Regions from separate parts of the Mus musculus genome. Here regions 1, 2, 4 and 5 are each linked to region 3. A link is a loop called in an ENCODE intact Hi-C map of the cell type or tissue named here. Cell type or tissue: gastrocnemius. All regions are shown on one strand. Region 1 has its middle 43 kb from the start of Tcf7l1. Region 2 has its middle 37 kb from the start of Tcf7l1. Region 3 overlaps Tcf7l1 (transcription factor 7 like 1 (T cell specific, HMG box)). Region 4 overlaps Gm40377 (a long non-coding RNA gene). Region 5 holds the start of Tcf7l1 (transcription factor 7 like 1 (T cell specific, HMG box)).

The links. Peaks named below come from ENCODE experiments on the same cell type or tissue, not always from the same donor. Only the 100,000 strongest peaks of a DNase experiment are listed, where the experiment ranks them.
Region 1: a loop joins it to region 3, with 9 times the contacts of the local background. A loop is called at or near these places in 18 of 42 quality-filtered maps.
Region 2: it touches region 3 in a loop (6-fold over the local background); 18 of 42 quality-filtered maps call a loop at or near these places.
Region 4: a loop joins it to region 3, with 4 times the contacts of the local background. A loop is called at or near these places in 13 of 42 quality-filtered maps.
Region 5: a loop joins it to region 3, with 4 times the contacts of the local background. A loop is called at or near these places in 17 of 42 quality-filtered maps.

Annotation. Positions count from the first base shown.
Region 1 is chr6:72,829,358-72,834,357 of GRCm38, reverse strand. No RefSeq gene overlaps it. Among named protein-coding and RNA genes, the nearest start is that of Tcf7l1, 43 kb to the right of the region's middle. In gastrocnemius, a CTCF peak has its summit at 2,824 (motif pointing right); DNase peaks (open chromatin) are centred at 1,219 and 2,841.
Region 2 is chr6:72,823,090-72,828,089 of GRCm38, reverse strand. No RefSeq gene overlaps it. Among named protein-coding and RNA genes, the nearest start is that of Tcf7l1, 37 kb to the right of the region's middle. In gastrocnemius, no CTCF peak of the experiment used is centred here; DNase peaks (open chromatin) are centred at 2,482, 2,600 and 2,961; H3K4me3 peaks cover 663 bases.
Region 3 is chr6:72,633,701-72,638,700 of GRCm38, reverse strand. Tcf7l1 (transcription factor 7 like 1 (T cell specific, HMG box)) reads left to right here. Exons shown (of 12, transcript NM_009332.3): 5 at 4,469-4,601. It overlaps Gm15401 (predicted gene 15401), which reads right to left. Exons shown (of 5, transcript NR_040422.1): 4 at 2,162-2,379; 5 at 984-1,622. Among named protein-coding and RNA genes, the nearest start is that of Gm15401, 6.9 kb to the right of the region's middle. In gastrocnemius, CTCF peaks have their summits at 1,560 and 2,521 (motif pointing left); a DNase peak (open chromatin) is centred at 2,456; H3K4me3 peaks cover 328 bases; H3K27ac peaks cover 727 bases.
Region 4 is chr6:73,225,554-73,230,553 of GRCm38, reverse strand. Gm40377 (a long non-coding RNA gene) reads right to left here. Exons shown (of 3, transcript XR_869180.3): 3 at 4,720-4,823. Among named protein-coding and RNA genes, the nearest start is that of Gm40377, 5.3 kb to the right of the region's middle. In gastrocnemius, a CTCF peak has its summit at 2,531 (motif pointing right); no DNase peak of the experiment used is centred here; H3K27ac peaks cover 758 bases.
Region 5 is chr6:72,786,960-72,791,959 of GRCm38, reverse strand. It overlaps Tcf7l1 (transcription factor 7 like 1 (T cell specific, HMG box)), which reads left to right and starts at 2,915. Exons shown (of 12, transcript NM_009332.3): 1 at 2,915-3,250; 2 at 3,335-3,398; 3 at 3,622-3,749. The coding sequence starts at 3,008. In gastrocnemius, a CTCF peak has its summit at 2,327 (motif pointing right); DNase peaks (open chromatin) are centred at 3,092, 3,345, 3,805, 4,113 and 2 more places; H3K4me3 peaks cover 2,922 bases; H3K27ac peaks cover 3,025 bases.

The DNA.
Region 1 (5,000 bases), 200 kb before region 3:
GATGACACCCTTAAGTTTAGGTATGTGTGGGGCAACTCCAAATGTTTCATGAGCAAAATGTGACCGTGGTTTGATCTGGTGAGTCTCGGTAGAGTGGCCCCATTCCCTGTGGAGAAGCAAGCTCAGCCACTTGTGTCCTGAGATTCTCAGTTGCCTCTTCCTCCATCCTGTGGGAACCTGCTGTGAGGCCATCTCTCTTTACCTCCCTGGTCTTTCCCCTTCCAGCCCCCACACGACTGCAGCTACCCGGGGTCTGTGGCACCACTTGGCAGCAGTTGGGAGGCGGCACAACAGAGAATCCCATTATGCATACCATTTGGTGTCCCCATGATTCTGATAGCCACCACAATGTTGACTTGGGAAGGCTTAACACTTGTAAAAACAAGACATAGCCCCAGATCCTAGCTTCCCAGGAAGTGGGACTCAAGTCAAAGGCAAAGCCTTGTGTGGAATCTGGACTAATCTAGGCAGTTCTAGAAAACGAAATTTAGGGCTGGAGAGATGGCTCAGCGACTAAGCACTGACTGCTCTTCCAGAGATCCTGAGTTCAATTCCCAGCAACCATGTAGTGGCTCACAACCATCTGTAATGAGATCGAATGCCCTCTTCTGGTGTGTCTGGAGACAGTGGCAGTGTACTCATATAAATAAAATAAATAAATATTTTTTAAAAAAAAAGAAAACAGAATTTATTCTAGTGTTCTTCCTGGCCTCTTCAAAATGCCTAACTTTACTACAACAGATTCAGGGTCAAAGGCCTCAGAAGTCTCCTTTGGAGCAGACGGACAGCATCCTTGGGAAAACTTCGAGAAGGGGAGGTAAAGCAGCCACTGGTGAGCTGAAAACATTGATGCAGGACCAACACCAGCTGTCGTCACAGGGCTAGAGAGGAAACTGGGGACATTTCTAATACTGGAGAGTTGCCTTCAAACTTGCCAGCATGGACCACAAACCAGCTCTCTCAGCAGAGTGCCTGCCTGGTGCTCTCAGAGCCCTGGACTCTACCCTGGCACCACATAAAACAGGAGTACATTGTGATTATCATCCCAGAACAGAGGCAGGAAAATAAGATGTTCAAGATAATCCTTGGCTACGTGAAGAGTTTGAAGCTAGCCTGGGCTACACTCTTGTAATGAGTGTGAGTTATGACACTTCATCTACCACCTTAAGTTGCCAACTGTTTCCTCCCTCTCATGATGGGCATGCTGGCTTATTTCCAGGGACAGGAAGGAACCGTTCCAGAGATGTTTCTGGCTTCAGCAATGGCACGAATGTGCAGTCAGGGCTAGGCTTCCATCCTTGCTCTGTGAGGCTGGGGATCAGCCATAAGGAAGCCATTTCATGTCAATGAACAGGCTATTCTACGGCTGCTGGGCCACATCGGAGAAGCAGCAGACCCCAGGAACAGGTCCCAGCCCAGGCTGCCTTCTGGGGCTGAAGAGGCTCCTTAGATGTGTCTTGGGAACCTCAGCTGGCTGCATCACTGAGGAGTAACATCTGTGAAGGCACCTGGCAACCTTACATCTGGATGGCTTCAACCATTGTCCAAGAAGGGAGGCTTGAGAGAAAAACCTGTTCTGTGACCTTTACTGTGAAGTACTTCCAGCTTTAAAAGCAACAATGCCTTGCTTAGTGGAGACCTTTCTTCACGAAGAATCTTTAAATCAGAGGGCAGAAAAAATAATGAACCTCTCAGCAAGTCTGTATATTTATGTACTCATGTTCATGAATATGTGCATGCACATGTGTGTATCTATGTATATATGCATGTGTGTATATTCATACACATACGCATATGTGTGCATGTTCACACGCATGCATGCATATGGCAGACAGAGGTCCACATAGTTCATCTTGCTCTATCGCCCATAGAAGCAGAGTCTCACTGAATCTGTAGCTCCCTGACTTGTCTAGACGAGACTCTTTTTTAAGACAGGGTCTCTCTATGTAGACCAGGCTGACCTCAAATTCACAGAGATCCAGCTGCTTCTGCCTCCTGCGTGCTGGGCTTAAAGCATGTACCGGGTCCTGTACCTGGCTTTTAACATGACTGGTAGGAGCGAACACAGGTCCTCATGCATGTACTGTGTATACCTTAAATAGTAAGCTATCTCCACAGTCCCTCCCAGAAACGTAAACCCTTCCATTCAATGCAGATCCTAGGAGGAGCTGGAGAGATGGCTCAGTGGTTAAGAGCACTGGCTGCTCTTGCAGAGAACTCAAGTTCAATTCTCAACACCCACATGGTGGCTCACAACCATCTGGAGATAAGAGAATCTGAGCCCAGAGAACACCAAGCTATTCCCCACTGTCTAAAGGAAGTGGCCTGGGGTTCCCCGTGTTGAACTCCAGCCAGTTTTGCAGTTTGCTCAGTGCTGAGGTATGAGGCCACATTGTCTTAAACAAGAAGAAATTAAACATTACAACTCCGACCAGAATTTGGCTATGTTATTTTACTTCATACTTTTTTGGATTTGGTTTTGTTTTGTTTTGTTTTGTTTTGTTTTGTTTTGTTTTGAGACAGGGTTTCTCTGTGTAGCCCTGGCTGTCCTGGAACTCACTCTGTAGACCAGGCTGGCCTCAAACTCAGAAATCCGCCTGCCCCTGCCTCCCAAGTGCTGGGATTAAAGGCGTGCGCCACCACTGCCCGACTACTTCATATTTTTGATTAACCTGGTATCCACTGTTTTCAGAAGAATGCAGCTGAGGTCTAGGAAGATGAAGGATCTGTCTCAGGTCCCAGGTTGCTGTCTGATGCACACAGGTCTGTTTCCCACTAGGGTGAGGAAGGGGGCTCATAGTTTGGGATCAAACAGGGGTGAAGTTCAATATGTGGCCACGTGGGGGCAGTAGATCAATGTAAGATAGAGAAACAACCCCTTGTCTTTGCCCTTAGGCTTTGGAAGCAACCTCAAAACAGGTGGGCCCACTTAACAGAGTTCCCTGGATAAGAGGCAACTGGGTTTCTGCAGGAGACCGCTTGGTTTCAGTGCCAACACTGCCATTTATCAGCTTGTGGTACCCTCCTGCTTTCTCTCTGACCTGGCTTTCTCGTTCTCCAGGGAACCTTGCAGTGATGGCTATGCAGAGCAAGTTGCAGCTTACAGGGACCATCAGAAGGAATTTGGAGAAGAGAGGTTCATTGTAACTAATTTAAAAAAACCAAACAGTTAGCCGGGTGGTGGTGGCACACGCCTTTAATCCCAGCACTCGGGAGGCAGAGGCAGGTGGATTTCTGAGTTCGAGGCCAGCCTGGTCTACAGAGTTAGTTCCAGGACAGCCAGGGCTACACAGAGAAACCCTGTCTCGAAAAACAAACAAACAAAACCAACAGCAAACAATAGTTCTAGAGATGGCTCAGCGGGTAAGGGCACTGACTGCTCTTCCAAAGGTCCTGAGTTCAAATCCCAGCAACCACATGGTGGCTCACAACCACCCATAATGAGATCTGACGCCCTCTTCTGGTGTGTCTGAAGTCAGCTACAGTGAATTTATGTATAATAAAAAATAAAAATAAAAAAGTAGTATACTTTAAAAAAAATAGTTCTACTCCAACTGAATTATCCAGAGAAAATCAGGATGGATAGGGGCAAGCTGAGGGCAGTTGCCCATTTGAAGTTATAAGGCTATAAAACATAAGCCTGCAGATGAAAGATGCTAGAACTCCAGAAGAAAGGACCTCTGGAGCAAGAGCCACTGAACTTGGCAATGACCCTTCCAGCCTTTCCCTCAAAAGGACCTAAGACTGCTTACATGGGCACTTACACGGGACACTGAGGATATGGCGATTACAAAGCATTTTGAAAATGATTGCACATAAACCCCTAGTTGATATTGCTAGTGAAAGGCAGGAGGTGGGGGGCTGAAGAGATGGCTCAGCAGTTAAGATGGTGTTCTCCTATTCCTGGGGACAGGACACAGCACCCACACAGGGTGGCTCACAACCATCTGGAACTCAAGCTGAGGGTATCTGTTATCTTCTTCTGACTTCAAGCACTGCACTAATGAGAACATAGAGAAATAATTGGGGGGAAGGGCCACAGGTGTGGTGGCACAGGCTTTTAATGCCAGCACTCAGGAGGCAGAGACAGGCAGATCTGAGTTTGAGGCCAATCCAATCTACATAGTGAGTTCCAGGATAGCCAGGGCTATGTAAAGAGAATCTGTCTCCAAAGATATCAAAGTAAATAAGTAATAAGGCTGGAGAGATAGCTTAGTGGCTAAAAGCACTGGCTGCTCTTGCAAAGGACCCAGGTTCAATTCCCAGCACATACGTGGTGGCTTGTAACTGTAGCTCCATTCTAAGGATCTGACACCTTCTTCTGGCCTCTGCAGGCATTAAGCATGCATGTGGTAGACAGACAGACAAATAGGCAACACACCCATGCACACAAAATAAAACTAAAATTTAAAGTATAAATAAGCCGGGCAGTGGTGGCACACTTGGAGGCAGAGGCAGGCAGATTTCTGAGTTTGAGGCCAGCCTGGTCTACAAAGTGAGTTCCAGGACAGCCAGAGCTATGCAGAGAAACCCTGTCTCGAAAAACCAACATCATCATCATCATCATCATCATAATGATGTATAAATAAATAGTAATTTTTAAATGCAAAGTTGGAGGCAGTTCTGGGGATAGAGCTCACTTTGTAAAATGTTTCATCTAGTATGTAAAAAGCCCTTGAGAAAATTCTGGAAGGAGAATGTCTTAGGGTTTCATTGCTATGAAGAGACACCATGACCAAGGCAACTCTTCTAAAAGAAAACATTTAATTGGAGCTGGCTTACAGTTTCAGAGGTTTGATCCATTATCATCAATCATGGTGGGGAACTTAACCACGTGCAGGCATACATGGTGCTGTAGGAACCCAGAGTTCTACGTTTCCACAGAAGGAGACTGTGTGCCACACTGGGTGTAGCTTGAGCATTTGTGAACTCAAAGCCCGCTATATCCTGTGACAGGTAGGGACTGAGGGATGCTGGGAGAACCTGGCAGCCAGGTCCAC
Region 2 (5,000 bases), 190 kb before region 3:
CATGGTAACACACAGCTTTAATTCCAGCACTTGGGAGAGAGAGGCAGGCAGATCTCTTAAGTTCAAGGTCAGCCTGGTCTATGTAGTGAGTTCCATAACAGGTTATGTAGAAAGATCTTGTTAAAATTAAGTAAATAAGTAAACAAATAAATAAACCAAAAAATGAGAAAAAAACAACAACAAAAATCTTTTCAGAAAATGGAAACACTCATCTGTCATCCCAGCACACCTGTCATGCCAGCACACCTGTCAGTCAGTCATCCTAGCACACCTGTCAGTCATCCTAGCACACCTGACAGTCATCCCAGCACACCTGTCAGTCATCCTAGCACACCTGTCATCCCAGCACACTTATCAGTCATCCCAGCACACCTGACATCCCAGCACACTTATCAGTCATCCCAGCACACCTGACATCCCAGCACACCTGACATCCCAGCACACCTGACATCCCAGCACACCTGACATCCCAGAGAGGGATAAGGTAAGGTGAGAGGACCATGAGTTCCAGGCCAGCCTTGACTACAGAGTGAGAACCATTCTCAAAACCCAAAAGGGGGGGAGGGGGTGGTGGTGAGAGACAAAAAAGGCTGAGCTGTGATGGCACACACCTTTAATCCCATCATGGGAGGTAGAGAACATGTGAGTCTGAGGCCAGCCTGGTCTACATAGAGTGTTCTAGGCCAGCCAAGGCTATATAATGAGGCCCAGTCTTTTTTTTTTTTTTTTTAAGATTTATTTATTTACTATATGTAAGTACACTGTAGCTGTCTTCAGACACTCCAGAAGAGGGCGTCAGATCTTGTTACAGATGGCTGTGAGCCACCATGTGGTTGCTGGGATTTGAACTCTGGACCTTCGGAAGAACAGTAGGGTGCTCTTACCCACTGAGCCATCTCACCAGCCCCCGAGGCCCAGTCTTGAAGGGGAAAAAAAAATGTGAAAAACTATCCTCTCAGGGTTTATTTCCGCATCACTTACCATGCTGTGCTCCGCTCGGCACCCTGCAGTCGCATGCCATGCCATGGGGTCTTCCCGATACACCTTTAAGGAAGGCATTGTGGTACCGTTTTACAGATGTGGAGAGTAGAGCTCAGAGGCCAGACATGACCTAAGGACAAGTGTCAAACCGATGCTTCCTCTAGAACCTCCCTGTGGATGGACTCTGGTGCTCAGGCTCAGAGCATCCCCAATGCTGTAAGTACCAGATGCCCACCAGAGAGTACCACACTAAGACTGTTAAAGCCAGGAAAAGCTCTTATAGCTGGCCGGTGACTGCACGGAGAACTTGCCCACATCCTGCAGCCCCAAGCCTTACATGCCGTGCCCTGTACATGTCTTTTACATATAAACACTATATTCTGGTTGTCACACTTCAGTTAGAAGGACACAGAACTACAAAAGCCAAAAAGCAAAGTTAGCACTTTCAGATACTTTTTATTTGGGGACTTTCCTGGAACTATGAACAGCTCGTCAGCTGTTGGAGCCTACATGCTGGGTTTTAAAGTCAGAATGGTACCTCTAACATGGTGTCAGTCACTCTATGGTCCGGGGTCCTGTTACCCATGACACCTCTTCCTTCATTAGGATCCCCACTTGCCCCTCCGCACCCCTTTCACTATTCTGATTCTGCTGACAGCCCCCATTCTCTGCTGACTGAGCCCAGTGAGAAGGGAGTGGTCACGATCCTCAGATTTGTCCCTGTCCCACGGAGAGCAGAACCAAGAGAAGAGGATAGTGACCAGGTCCTTGGGAGGGAGCCAGGGGCTTTACTGCCCAGAAGTGGCCTTTCAACTTGCCAAGTTGGGGGTAACTAAGACTGGATTTGGATCCATGAGCCCACCCCGCTTCTCTTAATGAGCCCCGCTAGGAGCTAGCTTAGCATTGTCAGTTGAGCACATATGGCTCTTGCAAAGGACTAGTACCCAGCTCCCACTTTGGGTGCCTCACAAGAGCCTGCATGCAACTCCACCTTCAGGAGATCCAACGCCTCTATGCACATCTCTACTGATACACACAACTCCACATACACACGAATAACTAACAAGGTCCTTGTTCCTGAACATCTGGCAAAAAAATAACGGTCTTTTCCCTTCCCAATGGAAAAAGCTGATTTTTTTTTTTTTTTTTTTTTTTTTTTTTTGCCTTTATTTGTGGAGTAACAGTAGAGACATCGACAGAGTTGAATCAAACCGACAACTATGGCTGCGGCAACTTCTCGCCATGTCAGACAAAGCAGTGTCTACACCTGGTTTTTAATATCACACAGGGCAAGAAGCTTTTCACAGGTTCGATTTGCAAACCAAAACGATGACAGGCAGGTCCAGCATGTTGCAAGACTACAAGTAGCTTCTTGAGAGAGATGCGGAGCTGGGAGAGGTGCGGGCTCCTGGTGTCTGGACAGAAGGCAGTGAGGAGCACGTGCCAGGGGGATGGAATGAGGGGCGGGGGGCGCTGGGAGGGGTGGTGTAGCCCTGCGGGCTGGAGGGCATGAGGCTCTGCAACTCATGAATATTCCAGACTGACTTCCAGGCCTGTGGGAGCAGAGCCTGATCCTCTACCGGGGGACACAGCTGGGGCCTCAAGCTGGTGGGATGCAAAGGACATCCAGACTGGGAGACCGCAATCCACTCTTAGCACGGTGCCTGGGCCTGGGCCTGGCAGGGGAGGGCAGCAGCTCGAGACCCCCGTAGCCCACCCAGCTACTCTTAATGAGCCCCACTAGGAGCTCCAGCTGTCAATCATCCTCCTGGCAGAGGCCAGTGAGTCCGCAGCCTTCCTCGGAGGAAGAGACTGGTACAGAAAGACGCCAGGCAGCAGATCAGGCCTGTCAGAGTAGGGGTAAGAGTCTCGGACTCGCAGGAGGCTCAGCAATCTGGTTATTTTCTCTCTGTGGCGATTCCAGGAAGCCGAAACCTGCCTCTCTCCTCAGCACGAGCTTTCCGGGAGGAAACGGGAGGAAACAGACTAGCGGCTAAGAACAGCTCCGATACAGATATCAGGAGAAGCAGAGATCCTGGCAACAGCTTGAGTTGTAGTCAGATTTGTAGGGGTGGGGACCCAGAGCAGGGAGGGGTCTCGGAAGCCACCGCAAAGCAACCTGTTAACGACCTGTTCTCTCGGCCTTTAGCCTTCTCCCTCCCCCCCCGCCCCTCCCCCCCCCATGCTGGGATGAAATCACTGATAAAGGCAACTTAAGGAAAGAGGGGCTCATTTTGGCTCTTAGTTTGAACAACTATGGTGGGAGCAGGGGTGGTGGTGAGTTGCTCAGGAGGTGTGGGGAGAGGGAAGGAGAGAGGGAGGGGGAGGGGAGGGAGAAGCTGGTGTTCTGCTTTCTCCTCTTCATTTTTCTTCAGGATGAGAACCCACAGGAGAGCACCTTCAGCTCAGAGTGGGTTTTCCCTCCTCCATTAAACTTTTCTAGAAAAACTTTCACGAGCCGGGCGGTGGTGTCGCACGCCTTTAATCCCAGCACTTGGGAGGCAGAAGCAGGCGGATTTCTGAGTTTCGCTACACAGAAAAACCCTGTCTCGGAAAAAAACAAAAAACAAAAAACAAAAAAAAAAACAAAACAAAAAAACGAGGGGGCTGGAGAGATGGCTCAGAGATTAAGAGCACTGACTGCTCTTCCAGAGGTCCTGAGTTCAAATCCCAGCAACCACATGGTGGCTCACAACCATCTCATAATGAGATCCGATGCCCTCTTCTGGGGTGTCTGAAGACAACTACAGTGTACTTACACATAATGAATGAAGAAATCTTTGGTCCAGAGCGAGCAGGGCTGGAGAGAGAAGAAAAAGTGTCTGAAGACAGCTATAGTGTATTTACATATAATAAATAAATAAATAAATAAATCTTTTAAAAAAAAACGAAACGAAAAACCTTCACAGACAAGCCCAGAATGTGTCACCTAGGTGACCAAGTCCCGGCAAGATGACAACAAAGATTGGGTATCACACCAACAACCATCTATTGCAAAGTAAGACTCTAAACCACGGGCCCAAGTGGCATGGGTTCTTGGCATCTAGAAGTCTCTGTAGGTCCTACAGCTCAGTAAAAGGGGAGTCTATGAGATGTCAACCCTCAGAGATAGGGGGTAGTGAGGGGCCACTTAAGCAAACACAGTCCTAGACCTGGACCCTATCATATCCATGCTCTCTCTTCTCTTCTCTTCTCTTCTCTTCTCTTCTCTTCTCTTCTCTTCTCTTCTCTTCTCTTCTCTTCTCTTCTCTTCTCTTCTCTTCTCTTCTCTCTCTCTCTCTCTCTCTCTTTCTCTCTCTCTCTAAGCAGGGTTTTTCTGTGTAACCCTGACTGTCCTAGAACTCACTCTGTGGGCCAAGCTGGCCTCAAACTCACAGAGACCCACCTCTGTGCTGAGATTAAAGGCATGGTTCACCACACCCCATTTTCATGACCTTCTTATCTGCAAAATTCATTCACTCCTAACTGAAGTGGACCAAGGTCTCTTCAACTGTGGGCTCAAAGCCCCATCCACCTTCATGAGATCTGGATGTGAATGGCAGCCTTCAGGATAGAATTAGCTCTCTCTTCCTATGAGCCTGTGACGTTAAACAGACAAGGTATCTTTTCCCCACTTGGCATACAATGATGAGCCTGACATAGAACTCAGCTGGGGATATGTTCCATTCAAAAATCAGGGAGATGGGTAAACGAAAGCCTTCATTCACAAAAATTATCAAATCCATCTGATTAACTATTAGAGTTCGTTGATTCCGTCTGGAAGCCTGGGACCCTCTCTGCGAGCTTTGGCTGCACCCTCGGCTTCTTGGTTCTGCCTCAGAACACTGCTTCCCGAGACTTGAGTGGCATTACATGTTCGCAGGTGAGATGCTCCCACTACCACACTTCCTTAGGGTGGAATTTGGAAGAGTCTGATAGGCCATTTTCCTCCTCCTCCATGTGTGCGTGCGAGTTAGTAACAAGCATATATGGGAGTCTGTCTGGAGAGAGAGAGAGAGAGAGAGAGAGAGAGAGAGAGA
Region 3 (5,000 bases):
AAAAGAAAAATAAAGCCAGGCACAGTGGCTTTATCCCAGCCTTTAGTTCCAGGACTAGGGAGGTAGAGACAGGTAGATACCGGAGAGGAGAGGACAGAACAGGACAGGACAGGAGAGGGAGAAGGGAGAAGGGGAGGGAGGGAGGGGGGAGGCAAATATGCATAATTAAAAAGGAGACCATCATCTAAGGAATTGACTTAAGGAAGAGTTCTTTAGCTGTTTGTGATAGGGTGGATGCAAAGAACGTTGCTCTCTGCCATAAAACTTTAAGCCAGAAAATTACCAAGATAAAACAAAAACCAAACAAAAGCAGATCTGGGCTGGTGGTGGTCAGTAGGGCCTGCTCACTCTCATGAATACATTTACTCTTAAAATCTTTGCATTGAGCACAGTAAAATTGCTCTGTGGTTAAAGGTGCTTACCTGTAAGCCTGAAGATCTGAGAGTCTAGCCCTGAATCCCACATGATAGAAGGAGAGAACCCATTCTCACAGATTGTCGCCTGATCTCCACAAGCACACCGTGACATCATCAGCATGCACGAACACACACACACACACACATTTAAATGTTTTAAAATTAGGAATGTCTAGCCCATTGAGATGCTGCACAACTCTAATCCCAGCATTTGAGAGGCAGAGGCAAGAGGGCTTATGACTTTGAAGCCAGCCTGGTCTACAAAGTAAGTTCCCATACAGCCGGGTCTGCACAGAGTAACCCTGTCTCGAAAACCCAAGTAAACAAGCAAACAAACCGGAAATGAGTTCTTGCCATGTGGAATGTGAGATCTGCTGCAAGAGAATTGGACCTTGGGACTATATTCTGGTTGACACATTGCTTATTTGTTGGTCCTTCCTCTTGTAACACATCTCAGTTAGCGGAGCCCAGCTAAGTCGCCGTTCAGACCTTAGGAACACACTTAGGAAATACACGAGGAGCTTGGGGATATTCCTGCAACCAACCTGAGGTTAAGAGTCAGGAGATGTGGCAAAGCTGATACTTTCTTCTATTTACCTGGGTCGGGTGACAGAAGAATGGAGGGACCCCTGGCTTAGCTGCTCCGGGGCAGGTGGCAGAGTCGGAGGGTGGCAGGGTGCTGCTGTGGAGTCTCAGTCCTCCGGGATCCCCTACCAGCCCCACAGTTGACCAGCTCTGGCAGACACCACCCACAGTGTGTCTGAAGGAACGACCTCTACTGGACCTGCTCCCTCCCCATGGACTTTGGGATGTTTCAAAGAAACTGATGTCACTGCAAACATTTTCAGTGTCCATTCTCCCCGGGAGCCCTGCCCTTCTCTATCAGCTAAGGGGTCATGGATGATTGACAAAACTCATATTCTGAATAGCGTTGTTAGTTGTCTACTGAAATGTTGGGTGATTTCCTGGGCAGCCATTGTCAAGTCCAGGACTCCATCGTGATTGACAGCAGAAGGGAAGGGTCTACTCTCCTGAGCGATCAATCCCATGCAGCTGGTTTCTGATCAGGTTAAGGGAGAGATGGCTCTGCAGTTAAGAGGCTGGCTGCTCTTCTGAGTTGAATTCACAGCAGCCACAAGGTGGCTCACAACCATGCATAATGGAATCTGATTCCCTCTTCTGGTGTGCATGAACACCTGAGCAATCCTATACATGAAATAAGCAAATAAATAAATCTATAAAAGAAGAAGGACAACAAGAGGGAGGGGGACTCCTCTGGTGGACAGTTTTCCATGGCGAGCCCTTAGGGGTTGGTTTTACTTTGGGCTTAAAATATGCCCTGGGGACCCCTTTGCTTTCTTAAGAGCTGTGAGTTTGAAGAGCTTCAAAAGGGAAAAGACTGAAGCAGGCTGTGGTGGTCATCGAGCAGACTAAGTTACACAGCCTGCCTCAGCAAGGTGAAGCTGCGGGCCAAAGGAGATGGCTCAGCAGATAAAGTGTGGGGACCAGAAGGAACTGGGATGCTCAGAACACATAAAACCCAGGCAGCTGTGGCAGCCTCGCATGGATTTAGCAGATTATAAAGACAGGGCAAGGAGTTGAGCCAAGATCAACAAGCTCTGGGTTCAGCAAGAGACCTCAGTAAGTCAAAAGGAGATCAAGGAGACCCTCCTCAGGTCTCCATCTGTGTACACACATACACACAAAACTTTAAAATGGATCAGGGAGAGGAGTTGTCAAGATACCTGGGCTGAGAAGGTGCTCGACCTATGTAGCTTGCTGGAAGGATTTGGCTGTTTCGGATGGGGCATTGCTGGAAGGACTTGGCTCTGTTTCGGATGGCATTCCTTGCTGAGCAAGCCCGTGTGGCTCCTACGTCTTGTACTGAGGTTGTCCACTTGAGGCTCTGCATTCCTGACGGTAGCCTCAGCCTTTGCCGTGCTCATCAAGCTCCTGGGGACAGCTGGAGAGAGAAGTGGGTGAGGACAGAGTGGGAGGTAGCCTCCTAAGAGGACAGGCCAGCCTCTAGGACAACTCTTGCTCAGCAACACTTCCTGTCCAGCCCCTCGCGGACCATTTTCTGGACAATGATGCCCCCTAGTGGTACAAAATTATAACCCGCAGGTCATTTAGATTTATACCTAGATTTGCAAATTGAACTCCCTTTATGTGTTCTTTGACTGAAGGGTAAGCAGGCAACTGAAACTTTTTAGTTTATTTATGGAAGGGGGTTGGTCCAGGCTGGCTTTTAACTTACTATGTAACAAAGAGTGACCTTTGACCTCTGATCTTTTTACTTCCTGAGTGCAAGTGTCTGCGTTACCGGTTTATGCTACCACACCCAGTTTACACAGAGCTGGAGATCAAACGTGGGGCTTCAAGGATGCTAAACAACTGTGCTACATATTCCAGCCTAAGAGTTCTCACTATAAAATGACAAAAATGATACAAATAAATATAAATTAAAAACTGAAGCGTGAAGGCTGGAGTGGATGATCATGGGTTCGAAACTAGCCTGGACTATATAATGCGATGTTGTCAAAGATAAATAAATGACATGGGGCGTTGTTGGCAGGGGCTGGCTTAGCTGTGTGATTATGTAGCAATCAGTTTTAGAATCATTGTTTATGAATTGTATCATGGTTTGTGCAATTCTCTCTATTTTTATTCATTATATTTCTTTGTGTGTATGTGGGTGGGCATCCTTTAGCCATGGTGTTCTTGTGGAGGTCAGAGGATCTACCCTGAGGGATCTAGAAAGAGATGGCAGGTTATCAGGCATCCACCTTGACCCACTGAACATTCTCTGTAATTCAATAGCCCTATTACGTTTATAGTGCCGAAAATTACCCTTTGACAGGCTGGCCCCTATAAACCCAGGTTCATCATTTGGATACACTCACTTGGTTCCTAGAAATCTGATGTCAGAGCTAGTTATTGCACATGTTCTTTCTTGTGCTGTATATTCATCATTGTGATGGCCAGGAAATACAGTGAAAGCAGCCAGGTGTAGGTGACACACGCCTTCAGTCCCAGCACTTGGGAGACAGAGGCAGGCGAATCTCCGAGTTTGAGAACCTACAGAGTGAGTTCCAGGACAGCAAGGACTACACAGAGAAACCCTGTCTCTAGAAAACTAAAAAAAAAAAAAAAAAATTCTCCAAAAAAGTGAATGGGCTGGTGGGTAAGATCACTGACTGCTCTTCCAAAGGTCCTGAGTTCAAATCCCAGCAACCACATGGTGGCTCACAACCACCCGTAATGAGATCTGACGCCCTCTTCTGTTGCGTCTGAAGTCAGCTACAGTGTACTTTGGGCCCAAGCAAGCAGGGACTGAGCGAGCAGGGCCAACCCGAGCGAACGGGGTTGACCAGAGTGAGCAGAGGTCCTGAAAATTCAATTCCCAGCAACCAAATGAAGGCTCACAACCATCTGTACAGCTACAGTGTACTCACATACATAAAATAAATAAATCTTTGAAAATGTGAAGGCAGTATTTAAGTTTCACCTTATGCTGCTACAGCTAACAAGTACAGAGGACTAACTAGGAAGCTACTCGGTTTGAGGCCTTTTTGCACCACCAAGGCCAGCAGCACACCTCATGATCAGGATGGGCTTTCCTGCTCTCATCCCTGCTCTGCCCACTTTACCTGCTATAAGACTTGGAAACCCAGGAAGCCCCAGGAACTGAGCAGACCAGAGTTTGTGGTATGCATATCGGATGAAAAGAGGGGCAGCAGGAAGTGACAGAGAGGTCAAAGGGCTTCTCGTCAGTAAAGTCAGAACGTGGTTACATAAACCCGAGAGCTCCTGTCAGAACGGCACAGCCCACAAGCGCCCCGCTGTACCCATAAAGGGGGGCTGTGTGGGAGTTAGAGACCGGGGTGGGAGTTCGAGGCCCTCTCTCATCCTCTTCTCGTTTCCTTCCCTCTAGGCCAGTTGTGAGGGCTGGAAAGGGTGTTACACTGAAAGGAGCCACCGGTGAGTGGCAGCTGGCTGGACACACCGTCTTCCTGCCACTGTGCCTAGTCCATCTCCTCTCTCTCTTGCAGTCCAACAAAGTTCCTGTTGTTCAGCACCCTCATCACATGCACCCGCTGACACCTCTCATCACCTACAGCAACGACCACTTCTCCCCTGCGTCCCCTCCCACGCATCTGTCCCCAGAGATCGACCCAAAGACAGGTGAGTGGCCCCTGTGACAAGCTGGGCTCCCAAAGAGCGGTGGTGGGGCTCTATGGGGTCGGGGGTTAAGTATAGAGCCTGGAACCATTGTAAATGCAAGGGTTGTTTAGTCATCTGAGGTTGGGCCTCTATAACCAGAACGTGTGCCCACTACACCACATATTTCCAATAGAGCCTTCTGGACAGACGTCAAAATGGCTTTTAAAACAATGGGGGCGGAGCTGGCTTTAATGTGTGGAAGGTGATAATTAACTGCCCACCACACCTGTCCGTACCTGGAAGCCTAGGTCTTCATAACGTTCCTACTGAGTCACTGTAACACTAAGAATTTTCAGAGCCCATGTTTAAAGAAATAATGATTATTTGGGGGTAGGGCGAGATGACCGTCGAATAAAAACC
Region 4 (5,000 bases), 590 kb before region 3:
TACACATGTAGTTCAAATGACCCAAAGGAAGCCAGAGTGGGGTACTGTTGGCAGGCGCAGCAGCCCAAAGACAGGTGATGGAGTGAGATGTTAGGCTAACATATGGAGAGAAGGACTCGCCTGGGACTGGCTAACAGGGAAACTTGCTTAGTTTTAAGGAATGATCATAACATGCAAGGATGTCAGGAGGCATTGAAAGGAAATATGTCAAATAGCCCAAAGAGTTGTTTGTGAGCTTTAAAACCTGGGGCTAAAAAAAATAGCAGAACAGGCCGGGACATGCCCGGGCAGGCCCATCATTACCTGTCCTGACTGGCCTGGTACCTCCCTATCTCCCGCCCTTCTGACAGTCTGTTGATGTTTAAATGGACCAATCATGTGAAACCGCACCAATTCCTCCCCCAGCCCCACCCCTTTTCTATAAAAGTCCCTAGCTTCCAAGCCTCGGGGTCGAAACCACTGTCTCCTGTGTGAGATAAGTTTCGAACCAGAGCTCCGCCATTATGGCTCCACCATGTGGTCGACACCTCTGTCTCCTGCGAGAGATATGTGTCGGCCCGGAGCTCCGTCATTAAACTACCTCATGCTTTTACATCAAGATGGTCGTCTGTTCGTGGTTGTCTGTTCGTGATTCTTGGGTGCGTGCCGAACGACAATTGAGTGGGGGTTTCCCCACTAGGTTCTTTCAGCATGATGTGGCCAATCAGAAAAGAGTAAGCGACAGTAGCAGGGGCAGGAACAGGGACTTTGAGTTTACAGATATGTTATGACATAACAAACATAGAAGAGAATCATTTTTCTTTCTAGAGTTTCTTGTGGCTCCTTGTTACTTTCTATCAGTCAGAAGATTGGTCACCCTCAGTTCTGACAGTCATTTTTATTGTGGAATTACCAGAAAAAAGTTCTGCAAAAGTGTTGTACGTAGACCTAAGACACAGGGTGTTTAGGAGGGTAAAGGCTCAGAGAAGAAATGAGGGAAGAATGCTATTGTCCTCAAATGTGTTAAAGGAGATCGTGAGGATACTGCAGAAGAGAGCTGATGGCTCTGCCACAGACGGGATTTCTTACAGTAAAAGTCTTCTCACAGGGTCATAGAGTAACATACGTTCTGCAGGAGAAACCCAGTCAGGCATGGTGGTGCAGCCTTTAATCTCAGCATTTAGAAGGCAGAAGCAAGCGGATCTCTTGAGTTCAAAGCCAGCCTGGTTACAGAGTTCCAGGATAGCCAAGAAGCTACACAGACAAACACTGTGTTATAAGAAAAAGAGAGGAAGGAAGGAAAGAAGGAAGGAAGGCAGTTGAGGTTTTGTCTTTTGCTATGTGTTGTAATGCTAAATACTGGCCCTCAACGCCTGGTTGCCTCCAGGGATTAGTGAATCCACTAACTAACTTAACTTAAAACTATTGGTTGAATAAAGATGCTGACACCCTATAGCTGGGCAGAAGAGAGGTAGGTGGGGTTTTGGTTCCCTGGCTGGGAGTCTGAGGCAGGAGCCCTGGGAGCAGGGTGGGGATACGGAGAGAGGAGAAGATGCTATGGGGTGGGTGTGTCATGAAAACATGGCCCCAAGGAATGGCCAACTGGAGTTAAGAGCTGCCCAGTTGGAACACAGCAAGTTATAACTCGGGGTTACTGATGGGGAAATAGATTCTAATAGCTCAGAGGGTAGATACCTACCCAGCTCTAGTGCATATAAAGGTTGTGTATCTTTTATCTGAGAACTGAATGATCAAAGGCTGGGTAGAAACCCCTGATTGAGATTAAATATTTGCAACAACAAGAAAGAAAGAGAGAAAGGAAGGGAGGGAGAGAGGAAAGAAGGGAGGGGAGGAAACGCCTACTTGCTGGGCACCACTCCTAACTTGAGTACTCTAGAGACCCTTTGTCCAGGACAGCCCTTAAAACTTAACATGCAGGAATTGCTGCTTTCGAAATGTGGTGCTGGCTGACTCGGGAGTTGGAGGCAGGAAGTTAGAGCCTGTGTATCTAACAAGTTCCAGATGACACAATGCTACTAGCCCGCAAACCACACTGTGAAGATTAAGGACTTAAGCCAGAGGCTCTGGGACTTGATTGCACACTGGAATCCTCTGAAGAAAAGGGGATGTTTCCCTTCCAAAAACTTTTAATTCCCAGAATAGAACTACCCAAGACTGACCATGGTTTATCATATATATATATATATATATATATATATATATGTGTGTGTGTGTGTGTGTGTGTGTGTATATGTATATATGTATATATGTATATATGTATATATGTATATATGTATATATGTATATATGTATATATGTATATATGTATATATGTATATATGTATATATGTATATATGTATATATGTATATATGTATATATGTATATATGTATATATGTATATATGTATATATATATAAACAATGTCTCAACTACAAGAAAATATAGTAATAATTATTGACTTTCATAACTTCTGAGAAACTAATCTCTCAAGTTTTTTACAAGTCTAAGAAACTACTAGAGCCACAATTCCTAACTTATTTTGTAGTATATTCATTTGACCACAAGATGGCGCCAAAGGAACAAACTATGCATCAGGAAACCTTGCAAAGCCGACGCCCCCCCCCCCCCCCCCACACACACACACACACACACAAAGCTAAGAGATAGAGACCACCTTCCCAGGTCTGAGGAAAAATCGATCACAGAGTCCTTTAAGAAGTGATCACATTTATAGAAAACAATATGTATACACAACCGTAAACACAATTTCCAAAGGTCTACAGGACCTGAAATTTAAATTCTCCCTTACCATTATCCATCTATCCTTCTTCATATCTCCTGCTTCATAAAGAAAATAGAACCTGGCCCTACCTAAATCTTCCGATTTGCTCACTTCACCCTCCATCTTCCTCTCACTGTCATAGAACAGACTCGGTTTTTTTTAAGGGGTTTTAAATATTTATTTTGTGTATGTGGTGGCGGAGGTCAGATGACAACTTGCAGAAATCAGCTCTTCCCTTCCACTGTGTGGGTTTGGGGAGTCGAACTTCCGCTGTCAGCTGTGGCAGCAAGCCTGCTTAGCCACTGGACCATCTCTTGGGCCAGATACCATTTCTTTTCATTGAAGGTTAAATTACCCTGTCCCTGATCTGTTCCACCCTGATTTCTGCCAAAGTTTGTACCTTCTTGTGTCAGTTTTACACCCACTCACTTTTCTGATATTTAGAATAGCATAAAGTCTTTATTTTAAAATATAAAAAGCCAAAGGCTATCACACAGATGTATGTCATGAACATTTATGGCTTTCTACCATATACTTTCTGAGTTTATATGAAGTCAGCGCTTATAAAAATGAAGTCATATCTGTGCGTGTGTGTGTGTGTGTGTATGAGTGTGTATGAGTGTGTGTGTGAATGTGTGTGTGTGTGAATGTATGTGTGTGTATGTGAGTGTGTGAGTGTATGTATGTGTGTATGAGTGTGTGTGAATGTATGAGTATGTGTGTGAATGTGAGTGAATGTGTGTGTGTATGTGTATGTGAGTGTGTGTGAGTGTATGTATGAGTGTGTGTGTATGAGTGTGTGTGAATGCGTGAGTATGTGTGTGTGACTGTGTGTGACTGTGTTATGTGTGTGAGTGTGTGTGTGAGTTGTGTGTATGATTGTGTGTGTGAATGTGTATGTGTGTGAATGTATGTGTATGTGAGTGTATGTATGAGTGTGTGTGTTTGAGTGTGTGTGATTGTGTGTGTGAGTGTGTGTATGTGTGTGTGACTGTGTGTGACTGTTATGTGTGTGAGTGTGTGTGTGACTGTGTGTGTGAGTGTGAGTGTGAGTGTGAGTGCATGTGCATGCCACGGGTGGTGTTCCTTAGGCCCTGTTCACCTTGGAGGTCTCTAGTTGGCCTGAGGCTCACTGATTAAGCTGGGGTGGCTGACTAGAGAGCCCCAAGAATCTGCCTGCCTCTGCTTCCCCAACACGAGCGTTACCAGGGTCCCACGTGTGGATTCTAGGCAGCAAACTCAAGTCTTGTTCATGCTTGCAAGGTAAGCACATTACCAGCTGAGATACCACCGGAGCCTCCTAGCCTTTTTCTTTTTTAAAAAGTGCTTTTAGTAATGGTGTCTACTTGTAATTTCTGTTGCGGTAAGTAATGAAATCCTTGGGGAAAGACTACGTGTCTCTCTGACAACTGGGACGATAGACTGTTCCATTTCACAGGTCAAGTAACCCGAGAGAAAAAAACCCACAGGCAGAATGAGAGATTATGGCTACCAAAGAAGGGGAACGTGGGCTGCATCTCTGATGCTGTGGTGGCATATTCTATGTCATTTATTTATGTATTTGCTTATTTATCTGCCTGTGTAACTCTGGATGTCCAGGAACTCACCTTATAGACCAGGCTGTCTCCTGAGTGCTGGGGCTAAATGTCTGTGCCACCGTGCCTGGCTGGCATCTTTTAGTGTTAATAGCAAACAATAGCTGGGCAGGTGCAGTGATCAACAGTGGTCCACACAGTACAGAACACTGCTTCTCTCACAGGTTACTTCTACTCCCCGAGCCTCTTTACAATCTAGCTGTCTTTGGCTAGAATCTGTTTTCTAGTCACACTCTGTGGCTGGAAAAAAAAAAAAAAGGACCCAAAACAACCAAAAAAGCCCATGCAGACCAAAAGCCGCTTTAGGGAAAAACGCATTTATTTGGCTTACACTTCCTGGTCATAGTTCATCATTGAGGGAAGTCAGGGCAGGAACCCAAGCAGGAAATTGAAGCAGAAACCATGGAGGAGCACTGCCTGCTGGCTTGCTCAGGCTCATGTTTAGCTTACATAGCCTGGGACAACCTGCAAAGGGAATGGTGTCACCCACAGTGGCCTTGGCCCTTGTATACCAATTAACAATCAAAACATTCTTTCCACAGGCATGCCCACAGTCTAGTTTGATCTGGGTAGTTACTCAATTGAGACTGCCTTCTAAGATGACTGCGTCAGGTGGCTCTGCCAAGTTGACAGTTAAAACTA
Region 5 (5,000 bases), 150 kb before region 3:
ATTATATTATATGTAAGTACACTGTAGCTGTCTTCAGACACTCCAGAAGAGGGCATCAAATCTTGTTACAGATGGCTGTGAGCCACCATGTGGTTGCTGGGATTTGAACTCTGGACCTTCGGAAGAACAGTCGGGTGCTCTTACCCACTGAGCCATCTCACCAGCCCTTTTTTTTTTTTTTTTTTAAGATTTTATTTACTTTATGTATGTGAGTACACTGTAGCTGTCTCCAGACACACCAGAAGAGGGCATCGGATCCCATTATTGATGGTTGTGAGCCACCATGTGGTTGCTGGAAATTGAACTCAGGACCTCAGGAAGAAGAGTCCGGCCGGGCGTGGTGGCGCAGGCCTTTAATCCCAGCACTCGGGAAGCAGAGGCAGGCAGATTAATGAGTTAGAGGCCAGCCTGGTCTACAAAGTGAGTTCCAGGACAGCCAGGGCTATACAGAGAAACCCTGTCTCGAAAAACAAAAACAAAAACAAAAAAGAAGAAGAGTCGGTGCTCTTAACCACTGAGCCATCTCTCCAGCCCCCAACAGCTTAATTTCTATCTAGTAAAACTAATTTGTATTTCAACAACAATAGAAAGATTACTGTCCTTTAAGAACATCTTTCTCTTTTTAGGCAACCAAGTTTGTAGTGATTTATCACAGTGGCCATAGAGAACTAATACAATGAGCTCTTCATATGTTTATACACCACAGGAAAAGGGTTTTAAATAAGAGTTCCATAGATTCCTCCTATACAATTATTTTAACAACAACAACAAAAAAAAACCTTCTGCAAAATACCATATAATAACACGAGGGAGGGTGTGTGCTGAGGTACTCTGACCAAAGGGTGGAGGAGGTCTGGGATAAGCTACAGGAGAGCAGCAACTACCAAACTCAGGCTCTAGACTCACTCTTAGCTCTGAGCTCAGTGGACTAGCCCTAAGCTATCACTGTCACTGCCATGCCTCTGTCACCTAGTTTTTGTTTTGTTTTCTGAGACAGGTTTCTCTGTGTAGCCCTGACTGTCCTGGATCTCACTCTGTAGACCAGGCTGGCCTTGAACTCAGGGATCCACTTGCCTCTGCCTCCTGAGTGCTGGGATGAAAGTCATGTGACACCACTGCCCAACCCCTAAAATGTTTTTAAATGAGACACCGAAAGCTATATGTACTAATCTTTGTCTTAATGGTGTTTCTTTAAACCCATTATTGGTCCACCTAAGTCGGGGCTCAACCTGCCCAGTTCCCTGCTGTGGGTTCTGTGGGAAGAAAGATGCAGATGGACTGTAGCTCTCTCCATCACCCCCTTCTTAAAGCTGTAACTTTGTCCAGCCTCATGTGTAAGTTGTGCTTGCTTGCTTGTTTGCTGGCTTGCTTGCTTTTAAAGACAGGGGCCTCTCTAAGCAGTTGTCTTGTACCTCATTGTGTAGACCAGGCTGGCCTCAGCCTCACAGAGATCCACCGGCCTCTGCTTCCTCTCTCAGGTTTTGGGATTAAAAGCACAGGTCACCATACCTGGCTTTCAGTTGTGTTTAAAACATTTAAAAAATATGCTCATACTGACGTTCTAGACTGATTTTAAAATTTATGTTGTCACCAATGTCCCCATGGAGGATGGCTCCAAGTGGCGTTACTTCCCCCATCCCCAGCTGACTGAGGATATATGAGTCTATCTAGTCCCGAGGATTGAACACAGGACCTCATGAATGCTAAATACACGCTCTACCATCTCCATCTTTTAAATGATACCTAACTTGTGAGGGAATGAGTGCACATGGCATGGTCCACACGTAGAAGCTAGAGGACGAGTGTCTGTTCTCTACTTCCACCATGTGGGTACCGGACAGGGAACTGAAGACATGGGGCTTGACGGTAAGTACCTGCTGAGCCATCTTGTTAGCGCCCAGATACTCTCTCAAGTCTGTTTTTTACCTATGAAGCTAGTTAGGTAATTTGCTTATGGTGCTTGTGGGCTATCACGGCAGCTTCCTAATCAGCTTTGGGAGTTCTGGGTGATAATTTCTTCTTAAAATCAATACAGTTAAAATCCCGTCTGAATCCAAGACAGTGAGTATTGAATTTCACACCTCTTCTCCAGCTTTAGAGAGAAAGCGTGATCTTCAAGGTTGCAGTAGTTCCTTACTAAGAGGAAGTGATCAAAAACACAGTTTGGGGACAGGAATGCGTTGGAATACCATAGGAAAGGGAATGTAAGACCGCTCAACTTGTTTCAAAGTGTCACAAAATCTGGCTGAGTAGAAGGGCTGATGGGATCCTGTACTCGGCAGGCTGAGTGGTTGTGCTCGGCGGATCTGCGAGTCCTCGGCTGTCCCGCAGGGGGCAGTGCTGCCTGCCAGTGCGGTGGGAGCGGAGTGGGAACCCGCGCGGAGTTCTGGGGCTTGTTTGCAAAGAAAGTTAGGGGATGTGAAGGAGTGCGGGCCAGACTCTTAGAGGGAGGGTGCGAGAAAGGACTTCCCAGGGTAGCCATGGAGTTCACTGGAGGGGATCTGGATAAGTTCGAGGGGTAGGGTGGTCGCACGAGGAGGGTAGTTGTAGGCCCCGGAAGGTGCAAGCGAGCAGGACGCGAGTGTGAATACGAGTGTGCGTGCGCGCGCTGCAGTTCGCCTGGTTCCGAGAGGCGCGGGTGTCAGCTTGCAGCCGGGGCTCCTCCCTCCGGCCCCCCTGCCCCGCCGGGCGGTCCCTCCCTCCTTCCCCATCGCCCCTCCCCGGCGGGCCAGGCGCTGGGACGCCCGGGCCGAGAAGGCAGCGGCGGTGGCGGCGGCTAGTTGGGAGTCCTAGGTTCCGTGCTGCGGGACGATTCGGAGCCGAGTGTCTCTTGCCCCGGCTGGGCGGTGCTGGGCCCGCTTCCCACAGAGCCACGCCCTGTCAAAACTTTGTCGCCGCAGCGGCCAAACGATCGGAGCCGGGCCAGCGAGAGGGAGGGAGGGGCGCCGGGCCGGGCCAGGCAGGGCGCGGGGCTCCGAGCGCAGCGGCCCCGGCCCGTGGCCCCACCATGCCCCAGCTCGGTGGTGGCCGCGGTGGCGGCGCCGGCGGGGGAGGCGGTGGCTCCGGAGCCGGGGCAACCAGTGGAGGGGACGACCTCGGAGCGAACGACGAGCTGATCCCCTTCCAGGACGAGGGGGGCGAAGAGCAAGAGCCGAGCAGCGACAGCGCTTCGGCGCAGAGGGATCTGGATGAGGTCAAGTCGTCCCTGGTCAACGAATCGGAGAATCAGAGCAGTAGCTCGGACTCCGAGGTAAAGGGATTCCTAGGGTCAGCCTCTGGGGGACCCGGGTCCCGCTCCCGCTCACCCGCCCTCGCCTTTGTGTCTCCTCCACAGGCGGAGAGGCGCCCGCAGCCCGCCCGGGACGCTTTCCAGAAGCCGCGCGACTATTTCGCCGAAGGTAAGTGCCTTCTCCGTCAGTCTCCACTCTCCAGCCATCAGCGATTGGCCGTACGGGTCTCCACGGTCCGGGTGGCGGAACCCCTGCTCTCCTCCCATCGCTGCAGCAGCCACTCTGGGGCTCACTCGAGGGGTGCTCGGGTTCCAGATTCCCGCCCCGAGCTCCAGATAGCTACTCTGTCTGGGGGACCCCTGACCTCACTCCACTTTGGTTTTGTCCGCAGTGAGAAGGCCCCAGGATGGCGCTTTTTTTAAGGGACCTGCGTATCCTGGGTACCCCTTCCTGATGATTCCAGACCTGAGCAGCCCGTACCTCTCCAACGGACCCCTGTCTCCTGGTGGAGCGCGCACCGTAAGTGTCAGTCCGGCCGTGCCGGGACCGGTGGGCGTCGGGCCCGGCGGGATGCGCCCCTGGGCTTTCCGTGGTGTGGGGGATGGGGCCTCCTGCCTGAGCTGATCCTGGGCCGAACTTGTTTGCAGAGTCAAACTCCCCTGTGGCGGCCTAGTATGAGACTGCTTTTGGCCAGTAACGGGATGAAAGTAAAGTTCTTTTAACTTCTCGCCTTTGGGAGATTGCGGCCTGGTGGGACCTCCCAGCCTCCCAAATTCCTTGCTCCTACCAAAGGAAAACTTGGATTTGTGCCTGCCTTTGGAGGTGGGGGGTGTGTGTTTGGGGGGGGGGTGTCTCGCTTTCCTTCCCGGAGATTGGTCAGCTTTCCCCTTGGCAAGGGAGAAAGTTGGGCAAGGGCCTGGAGGATCCTGACTTGAGATGTCCTCTGACCTGCGGGTTCCCTGGGCTGCTGTGAGCTGTACAAACTCCTTATTTTGTGTGAACTATTCACGACCCACCCCCAATCCTCACCCCCAGGGCCTCAATTTTTCTGCAGAACTCTGGGTTTTAAACTCCTCTGAGATGGTTTGGAGGGCGACCCAAGGCATTCTTACTTGGCTTTTTCCCCCTTTTGTTGCGGGCTTTTCTCATTTAAAGCGAGCGCTGCGACACTTTAAACCTGTTAATGGGAGCGCATTGTGTGCTGTGTGCCTGGCATTTAGAGCGGTGATTAAGCAAATTGACCCGGCCCCAGACAATGTGCAAATGAGGGCGGATTCCTTCACCCCTCTCCAGCTCGGAGCTCCCGCCTCTCTCCCCTGCGAAATGAGGGGTGCAGTTCGGGGTTGGCCTGGTCTTCGAGCCGCTACTCCACATCCAAGTTTCCTATGCTGATGCTGGGTTGGATGGTAAATCCTGGGTGCACACCCTCCTGCTGTGCGGCGCCTTGCTCGTTGTCTCTGCCTCGCACAGAGCTTTCCAGAGTTGGTTGGTTCATTCTCCCTGCTGGCGTGTCTACTCCTCAGGAGTGCATCCCTGAGGGAACTGAGCTCGAATAAAAGTTCATCTTAAATATGATTATACTCAAGGGTGGCCATGGAAGATCTGGGCGCTGAATGGGTCGTTCCTGCTGTCATTTCGGGCCCTTGCTGGGTGGAGCAGGATGGCCTCCACAGTTCGTGTAGTGTGTGTGTGTGTGTGTGTGTGTGTGTGTGTGTGTGTGTGGGTGTTGTTCACTGGTTAGGGGTTGGGGGTTAGGGGTTGCGTTCTGAT